2 separate regions of the Mus musculus genome follow, and region 1 is linked to region 2. The links are chromatin loops, found by intact Hi-C in ENCODE. Cell type or tissue: left cerebral cortex. All regions are shown on one strand. Links, peaks and the distances in the headings refer to the core of each region. The heading gives the core; the rest is flanking DNA.

Region 1 (4,926 bases), core at 642-4,641, 490 kb after region 2:
AAACTAAACATGGTTTGCGTGAAGCAGTAAAAATAAAATATGCTTTAACAGATGTGCATGTGGTTGACAGTTGTCTATGTTCATTCATTGGTCCACACTAGGCAGTCTTCTAATTCTACTGATTATTTTGAAATTTTGAAAAGCAATTATGGAACTATTTTAAATAACTGCAACATAAGAGAAGACAAATGTATCACAAAATTAAAAGCATTACCTCATGCAGCCAATGGTCCACAATGACTTCTGTAGTTAGTGGGATTGGAAGGAACTTTTCTGACATATTTTAGCCCCTGTCTAAGTCTGAACATTAGACTTAGTGACCTGCAGCCACTTTTTTTTCTTTGTCCTCTCAGTCTCCAGAGACCTTGGCTAGGGTCTTTTTCTTGAATTTTTAGGCTCCCTTATTTGTGTGGTTGCCTACAACAAAATGGCCTCTGCAGTGGTTCCATATCTAAATTACAGTTATTTGGATATTCCATAGCTTAATAAATATCTATACTATCCAGTTCATAGGTTTTATTATTAAATTCTACCATTGCACAGTGTATAACTCTCTTGATAAAAAAAAAACTAAGTTTGTGACTTGTATATTTTGGTATTTTCATAGAATAATGTTTTTTTTGGTTGATATCAAAGAGCAATGCCCACAGCACCACAATATTGGACATGTTGGAAACAGATGGCTGTGAGCGTTTTCTTAAGTAGAAGGGCAGATGGAACAGGACTCAGGGACCAACTTTCCATGCTTTGAAGGGTTTGAATGACAGGACAGGACTTTTTTTTTTCTTTCTTTCTCTAATTGGTAGCATCACTGGGTCAAAGAAGAGGGAACTCGAGGTCAACCATGTGAAGTACTGGTGAACAGAATTCCAGCAACAGAGCAGACTGAACACCATGAAAAACAGTCCTACTCTCATACAGGAGGCACTGTGTAAAACATCATATTATTCTAGGACAGACCAGGAAGACAAATTAGAAACAGGAAACTTCCTAGGTACAGAGAGTCAGGGGCTATGACCACAGGCAGAGCATAGACCCACAACACAGAGCTTTGACTACAGAGACATTGACAATCAAATATAGGCTCAGGAAGAAGAGGAAAGGCATATAGCCTGCCCTACAGTACAGTTGGGAGCCTAGAGGATCTGCGTCTTTCTTAAAGGACAGCCCTGGGAAAAGGTACGAGACCTTATCTCCAGATAAATCAATAACCCTCCCAAGAGAAATCAGGACTTCAAGTCTGAATTTATGCCTACTGTGTAGGATTCACAAATAGAAATGAATGAAAGGAATATCGGAGTCTCAGCCAGTAAGATCTCTGGAGGATTCTGTGAGGACAAATCTAGGAACTCTTCAATCATATAGCATATAGCATGCATCAGACCTCTTCAGAGGGTACGTATAATAAATAAAGCATAAACCGTGAGAGCTCATGAGAGGTTGGCACGGGACAGGAGAGGTTAGTCAAAACAACAACCAACCAACCAAACAAAAAACCCAAGCCCACAAATTTCAAGTAGGCAGGGCATTAAGTTCAGAAGGTCTATCATTAACATTGAAAAGGGTACTTAAAAGCTAAGTACTTCATGCTTTAAATTTGAGATTACACATATCCTCACCATAAGGATCCGAGACAAGGCACAAATCAACTTACTTAGTTATTCAATGTATACATACTTCAAGACAGTATGTTTTGTATTTTGAACCATTTTTTAAAAAGCGATAAAAGGTATGCTTTTAATAAACTTGCAAGTTACCGGAGGCAATGGTAAACATAAGGAAAGAAAGCGCAAAATAAGAACTGACTCAAGGACGAGAAAATCAAAAGGTTTTAATGATGTAAATGTGTGTGAGCATGCACAAGCCCACCGCATGCGGAAACGGGATTATTTTCTACTTTATACTTTCTTCCAGCTCATTAAAATTTAACAAATAACACATTTTATAGGAAACTATGTGTGATGAAGGTTCTTATTTTCTGCATTTTGTATACTGACTTTCGGGAAACTTTTCAGGTTGGTCTCTGTTGAAAAGCAGGGCAAGTGTGCGCATTCCTCCGAGTATTAGGGGCTCATCTAGAACGTTGTAGACAATTCTAATTTTGTTTTTTATTTGTAACAAGTCTTAATTTTGATCTTCACCTGAGCCTTCCATTTCTGCTTTTCTTTCTGCTCATTACTCTAGACGTACTTTGGCAATCATGGGAAGAGACAAGGAAATTATGGGAATAACAGTTTTTGCACTCAACACCCCACTTCCAAACCCTATATATTGTTTCTCTGACAAAGAATGAAGCAATTTGAATTATAAGATATTTTTGTTAGTTTAATACAGTATCCTCATGTACGGTATAAGGTGACTTAGTATCACAGCTTGCAAAGAGGGGGACGTTACATTAGAAATCATATGTCTTCCTTGGGTCTTTGCAGGAGCACAAATAACCTTTTTCTTAAAAAATAAAATCAACTTAGAGTCTGGGGTTGGGGCAGAGCACACTCAGCTCTCAGAAAAGGGAGGGGGCACAGCTAACAAGGAGCTGCCTTCAAAGATGGTTGAAACCCAGGGGGATTTTCATCATAGGATTTTGGCTCTGGAAGGTCTTTGAAGATTTTTGGATTTTCACTTAACAGGTGGTCCTGCGCCTGCTGCTCTCTCTGCTGATCTGAAGCCACACAGCCCAGCATGGCTCCCACTGCTTGACTTTCTGGAGGTAAGGCCCCAGGAACTGCTCCTTCCCATTTTTTTTATTTATATCCAATAATGACTTTTCTTATGAGAGGCTTACAATCTCCCTTCTCCTTTTCCCCACCCACTACCAACCAGCACTCCAGGGTTTGAGCATCAATACCTGCCCCTCAATTAGATCAGAGAAAACCTGAAAGATCGCATAGCGGGAGTGCAAGGTGTCCACTAGATGGCAGAATTGATCAAGCTGAATCGTGCGCCGCGCAGCGAGACTGTGAACTCTGAGTACAGAATCCAGATGGAGGGATAGACAGCCCTCTAAAGCTGACATCTCCACGTTTTCCCCAGTGTGAGTCTTGAGCGGCCCAAGGGTGCTCTGAAATGCTCCGGGCCGCACCATTGTTACAGTCCATAGAGGTGACACTTTAGGGAGTGACGTTATGGTGTCTGACAGCCTGTTACATAGTGTGATGCTGTCACTGGAGGCTAGAGACTCCTCCAAAGGTCCTAGTTCAGGAAATCCTGACTTACAAAGTTCAGGTTGTCCATCCATACAGAAAGTCAGGCACACTCTTTATGATGTCCCACGAGGAATACTGGCAGTATCACTCATTTAGAAAAATATTATCTACCAACTCTCAATTCTCCATTGTTGCAAACTGGTCCCGTTGTGGTCCCAGTAATGGATTTATACAGCTAAGTAATTTATTGTGCCATTCTCATTGAACATCTTTACAGAATACTTCAAGATTGAAATAAATACCATGAAAAAAAAAACAAAGAATTTTGTATTTCAAAGGCTCTGCACTTTTATTCACCTAGTTTAACATTTATCTGATTTATTTCATGCAGCAACTCAATGTTTCAACGGTATTGTGCTGTTTAGAACACACACATAGTATGTCTTGAACAATATCCTTTGTAAGACCAACTGGGATCCCCATGACTATGCTTGCTCTCAGGAACATGCCTAAATTACTTTATTTCAACATTGCACAATACACAGCAAGCACCAAGATGCTGGTACCAATTCTATTTGTTAGCAAAGGAGCCCAGGCTCAAAACAGTTAGCAGACTGAAGCAGATCGCAGTAACTATGAAGTTTAATAGGAAGCCTCTTCAATCTTACACTTGAAGTTTCTTAACGAACAACATGGTTTTATTTCCCTAGTTGAATGTGAACATTATAAACACCGAACCTATATTTGCATATAGTTGCATATAGGGCCACTTGTATATTCTTGTATCCTGTGAGTAAACTATCTACAAATGAACTAAAAATGAGCAAGCCAAATACAGGATGAGTTACACAGTAATTAATTGTGATTACAACAGAACTCATTTTTCCCAGGCAAGCAGGATGAGACCATCTTCTATACGATACTGAAGGATGAGGCCAAAATGAATGGACCCGCTGTCTTTTACATTTGCGGCCATATCAGCTGTTGCTCTTATTGTTTCTGTCTGTGGCGACAGAGCATGTGGTACTGAGTGATAGCATCACTTTAGATCTTATAATATGCTTGTCCTAATGACGACCCAGCAGCTAAAAACGCTGTCTCTGTTCTTTCCCTTTAAGTCATTACAGACTCAGAGAACAGTGTCAAAGGATATGAGACAGTCCCATAAATGCTTCTTTATCCAGATTTCTCTTGTCACGTAAAATGGCACACTGGTCAAAGAATATTAGCTATACTGCTAATCCCATGCTTCATTTAGAGCTACAGAGTTTTCCACTGGCACCCTTCTCTGTTCTGGATGTAGTGTGGGACCTGATGACAGGTGAGACCCGATGATTGGTACCCTTCCTTTCTCCTTGAGTCTCACTAGTGCTGAAAAATGTGGAGGTAGAACCGTTCTCCTCACTGTCCATTCGCTTTGACATCAGCAACTCTAAAACCCAGGGGTCTCATGCAGAACCCACTGATGTGGAGCAAAGTAGGAACTCAGTGTGTGGAGTACTAGGTCTGAGCTCTTCACATGGGCTGGGATCTGACTTAGCCTGAAATCTAATGGGGAGCTGGGAGCCCTGCCCACTTCAGAGCTTTTGGGTAGATATGGATATCCATGCTAGCCATTAGGTTTGCTCACCTAGGAGTTTCCTAATGAAGCATCCCATCAGAATGCATTTTTCAATTTGGAATTTCTGATCAGCCGATAAACTGCTTCGGAAAACATTTATTGTGGAAATCCCTGACAAAAATCCTCTCCTGCCTTTGTCTATAGGAGCAAAGTTCAGAG
Region 2 (4,926 bases), core at 412-4,411:
AGGCGTGCACCACCACCGCTGGCCAGGAAGGCTTTTCATTTGGGATAAATATTAAAGAGACAAATTGAATTCGTGACAATAGGGCACAGCATGTAAGCGTTGCTTAAGCAAACCCATTTCCCCCTTCTAACTGATTTCTGAGGTTGCTCTTGGTCAGGTCAGCGCTCTGCTCACTGGATAGTAAATGCTGTTTTGAAACATAAGTAACTGGCCTAATGTTTTGAATTATCAAGATATGTCAGCAGGTTTATATTCTCTGAAGTTTTATCTGATGCCATCAGCACAAATATTTTCCTTTCATTTTTTTTTATCAAGACTGAATAAAAAAAGGTAGCTTTATTAGCTATTCTTTATTGCGTTCACCTGTCTGTTCTGCCCCGGGATCAAGCCTTACTGTTTTCTCTTTATTCAAATCTTTCATCTTAAAAATATCATCTTTGACAGTTTCTGGGCAGATCGTCCAAATCCGTTCAGTTGGCACTCTTTCTCTTCATCCTGCCAATGGTTTCCATCTGCATTTGACTGGTTTGCATTATCTTCAGCTCTTGGGAACAGCTCTCCCTAAGGTCACTGATGGCTTTGGTGATAACGCCCTGATGGCCCAGCAGGTCCTTCAGACTAGCACTTTCACAATGAACAGCTACAACTACTGCTTCAAGACTGTGCTAACCACTCCCCGACACATGTTTCTAGACTTTTCTTTTCTTTTTTTCTTCCTTTTTTTTTTTTTAGTTTTCTTTTATTGGATATTTTATTTATTTACACTTCAAATGTTATCGCCTTTCCTGGTTTCCCCTTCGGAACCCCCCCTGCTTCTATGAGAGTGTTCCCCACCCACCAATCCACCCACTCCAGGCTCCCTACCCTGGCATTCCTGTACACTGGGGCATTGAGCCTTCACAGCACCAAGGGCCTCTCCTCCCATTGATGCCTGACAAGGCCATCATCTGCTGCATATGTGGCTAGAGCCATGAGTCCCTCCATGTGTACTGTTTGGTTGGTGGTTTAGTCCTTCGGAGCTCTGGGGGATCTGGTTGGTTATATTGTTGTTCTTCCTATGGGTTGCAAACCCCTTCAGCTCCTTCAGTCCTTTCTCTAACTCCTCCACTGTGCTCAGTCCAATGGTTGGCTGCGAACATCTGCCTCTGTATTTGTCAGGCTCTAGCAGAGCCTCTCAGGATTTTATTTTAAATAATTCTCTTTTAGTTGCCTTTCTTCTTCATGACTCAATCATTATGTATCAGTGTACCTAAAGCCCAAAGCCATCTCCTCTCTCTTCACAGTGCTCTGTGCTCCTGCCTTCAGCAGGGGTGCAAGGCCAGGATGCCAAAGATCACTTGCTCCTCCAGAACTCTCTGGTTTTCACTGGATAGTCACCTGCTTGCTTGACACTTTTGCTTAAATGTCTCAGAACAATTAGAAACACAGCTCATGATATTTGTGATTTACTGAGTCCTCCCCTTTCACCTTAGTTAACACCATCACCATTCCCAGCCATTTGACACCCTAGTACACCTTCTAGTTTCTTTCTGTTGCTGTGATAACATAACCTTGACAAAAATCAACTGAGGGGAGAAGGAGTTTTATTTCATCTTACAATTCCAGGTTACAGTCCACCATCACGGAGAAGTCAAGGCAGAAACTTCCAACAACTAGTCATACCTTGTCTATGGTGAAGGCCAGGGACTTGCTTGTGCTTGTCTTGACTTCTCCACCTTTATATAGCTCGGGATTCCTTATCTAGGGGATGGTGCCACCCACAGTGGGCTGGGACTTCCTCCATAAATTAACTTAGTTAAGACAGTTTCCAGAAGATATGCCTACTGGCCAATTCAATGGAGAAAATCCCTCCTTGAGATTTTCTTCTCAGGGGATTCTAGCTTGTGTTGACAGCTTCAGTTTACCAGGATAGAACTTGGAGGGTCCCCACAGTTTCCTACTTAACTACGAGTACCTGGTCCATAAGTGGACCTGGCCCCCAGCCTTCTAAATTCATTTTGAATCCAGTCGCCTCCTAATATTTATATCATCCTGAATCATTTTTTTTTCTTTCTGGATTATCAGTAGGAGATCTCTTTATAGTCTCTCACTCTTACATCCGCCCTTTACTCCTCTATGTAAGTGACAAGGTTATATCTATAGAAATACTAGTAATCAGACCAGCTCACCTCCCCAAGTAACAATTACAATGGTTTTACATTACCCTAGAAAAATGAGCCAGGCTTTTGGCAGGACGACTCGGAGTTGCTTGCCCTTCATCCATCATGGATCCCCCTTGTTTGGTTCAGTAACTTAATCTGTTGCTTATTCTACTCTCTACAGGTCAGGTGTTTGTCACTGACTGGAATTTCTTACAGGACATCCCCACGGATGCTCCGCTCAGCAGCCTCATACTCCTTGTTTCTACACCTCATTTTTCATCCTTTCAGAAAATTCCCACACTATTTATGCCAGACAGTTTAGTTCTGCCATGTCCTAGGCCTGGAAATCCCGGAAGCGCCCATTCTTGTAACCAACGGGAGCATTCATTGACCCACACTCTGGGCATCCAGTCTTAAAGGAGGGTTCCGTGCTACCTTTTACAACAAAACTATTCTTTCGAGTCATAGCCATACCAACAGTTACTGCCACCCTCACTGACAAGTTCTATCACTGACCTCTGTGTCTTCCTTCTCTTACCCCATCATTAGGGTAGTGTTTGAGATTAGCGTGGGCCAGGGAAAAGTCGCCACTAGGTGGCAGTAGCACACTAATCTTAGTTTGGTGCTTTGCAGGGTTCGCCTGTTCAGAGCAGTGAGAGTCTCCAAAGGCCACACTAATTGCACGTGAGCCACACTCACAGGGGAAAAGGGAAGGGGACTCCTGGGAGGCGAAGGGTCTTAAAGGGAGCTTATGTGTCCGGGAGATGGCTTTTGGGAGTGTGGTGGGAAATTCCTGTCCCAGAACTCCAAGGGGCCACTGCAGCTCAGAGTTCTTTATGATAGCTAAATGTGGCAACCTCAGGCATAAATAACCAGTGTACCGGCAATACAAGGAGTCACACACAGAACGTCCATATCCTGTGGGAGATCTGTTACGCGCGGGAAGCTTGTAATGTGGACTTGGGGGACAGATCTTGGAAGAAGAGAAGTATTTTGTATTTGTATTTGAATATGATGTAATCACGCAGTGTCAAATGATTGCTCAGGGCATGCGCAGTAGGACCAAAGACGCTGCTACTATGTTTAGCATTGAGCAGGTTGGTTCTGGGATACTTGAAGGACATGTTTGTGGAGGCGATGCTCAAACAATAATAAATGCTTGGATGTGGGTTGGGATCAGGGAGGAGCGGGGTAAGAGGCTGAGGGATCCTGACTTAGGGATGGACATCAAATGTGACATATTTAGAATGAAGTTACTGTGGAGACGATCAGATAAGAAGGGATGGGTATGGAATGCTGCCCAAAGGGTTTTTTTTTTTTTCTGAATTCTGTATTCAGAAAAATTAATAATCCTTACTGGGCAACTAACAGTGCCTTACCTTTAAACAGCTGCTATAGCCTATTCATTAAATACGTGGAGTCATCTTGTAATCCTTTGCAGCATCGAGCAAATGTATCCATAGTTATTTATTAATAGACATGTCCATCCTTGATTCTGATCCCTACTGTGTGTAAAACAATTCATTTCCTCAGCTTGTTACCGCCATGTGACTTTGTAGTTAACTGAGCCTTGTTCTATGTGCTTAGAGTTTGAGGACTGACTAGATATCTCCCTCCCACCCTACTTTCCTTCTGTCTGTCTCATTCCAGCACAGCTGTTGATCTCTGTCTATGTGTATGAAAGCACTTGGGTAGACTCCAGAGATACACTGGTGTCAGGTCCAATCTCTACTTCAGGAGACTCAAAAGCCATCTATCACTAATCATATCTTTATAGTTTTGTTTATTTTTTAAGTTTCTCCACCCCGTTTTACTGTCATATAATTCCTTTGCAAGGGTGTTAGCATTTGCCAGACTGGAGCCAATGAGAGAACAGGTGACAGGTGCCCTACAGGAAACATAGACTACCCATGTGTCACTGATGGAGAGGGGTCACAGAGCTACCTTCTGAGCCAACCAATACATCTTAAGGAATTCAAGTGCTTCGATGTATCTTGAGGACTTTGAGATCTAGTGGTTAGATCTCATCTAAGATTCATGCATGAACCTTGCTAGCCAGGGACTGTTGCTCAATCCAAACACGGGAGGAGGATGCAGGAGGCCCACATGTTCAAGGCCAGCCTGAGCCACACAAGTGAAGCCGTGTTAGAAAGCAAAGCAAGCAATTTGTTAAGCCATATTACAGGGCTTGCTTAAGAGACAGTATAAATATTCATAAATGCTAGCCAGAGAGAAGAACAACGAAGCTACTGTCTCTATTTCCAGTACTAATAAAACCAGTATGTTTTCTTCTGGAATCATTTTCAAACACAAGGAAGAAAATAAACGTGGGATAGAAATGAGACCATGGACACATACCTGTCGAAAGGAGAAAAGAACTACTTCCTGTGCACCCCCATATCACCTCACCCTTATTCTGTTACAACCTCTTCTTTTATGGGTTTTGACTTCCAGTTAGCGGATTGGTAGAATTAGGGGAGAAAAAAAAACCCTGATTGAGAAGCAAGTTGCCATAGCAACCTTGCACTGTAGTTATATTTTTCTGTCTGCAACTATAAATGGTAAAATGTAACCTTTCTAATTATGCTGCAGCATTGTTAACCCTGTCAGTGCCAAACCCTTTACAAAGTGCTTCACACTCACACAAAGCAACGGATTTCATTTTCATCTCAACAAAAAAAATCTATACACTAACAAGAATCTCTTATAAATATTAATGTTGCCTGCACTTAGTAACATGCCAGAGTATAGATAACTTAAAAAAAAATCATGCCTGTGTCTCCAG

The links. Hi-C counts contacts between places; a loop is a spot of excess contacts. Peaks named below come from ENCODE experiments on the same cell type or tissue, not always from the same donor. Only the 100,000 strongest peaks of a DNase experiment are listed, where the experiment ranks them.
Region 1: it touches region 2 in a loop (2.6-fold over the local background); 8 of 42 quality-filtered maps call a loop at or near these places.

What each region holds. Positions count from the first base shown.
Region 1 is chr14:104,036,131-104,041,056 of GRCm38, forward strand. Gm41238 (a long non-coding RNA gene) reads left to right here. Exons shown (of 3, transcript XR_874926.1): 2 at 2,631-2,710; 3 at 2,824-3,477. Among named protein-coding and RNA genes, the nearest start is that of Gm41237, 3.7 kb to the left of the region's middle. In left cerebral cortex, for the core only: a CTCF peak has its summit at 2,896 (motif pointing right); a DNase peak (open chromatin) is centred at 2,938.
Region 2 is chr14:103,547,920-103,552,845 of GRCm38, forward strand. The region is part of intron 8 of Scel (sciellin); the gene reads left to right. Among named protein-coding and RNA genes, the nearest start is that of Scel, 37 kb to the left of the region's middle. In left cerebral cortex, for the core only: a CTCF peak has its summit at 2,734 (motif pointing right); DNase peaks (open chromatin) are centred at 469, 2,745, 3,011 and 4,279; H3K4me3 peaks cover 354 bases; H3K27ac peaks cover 1,101 bases.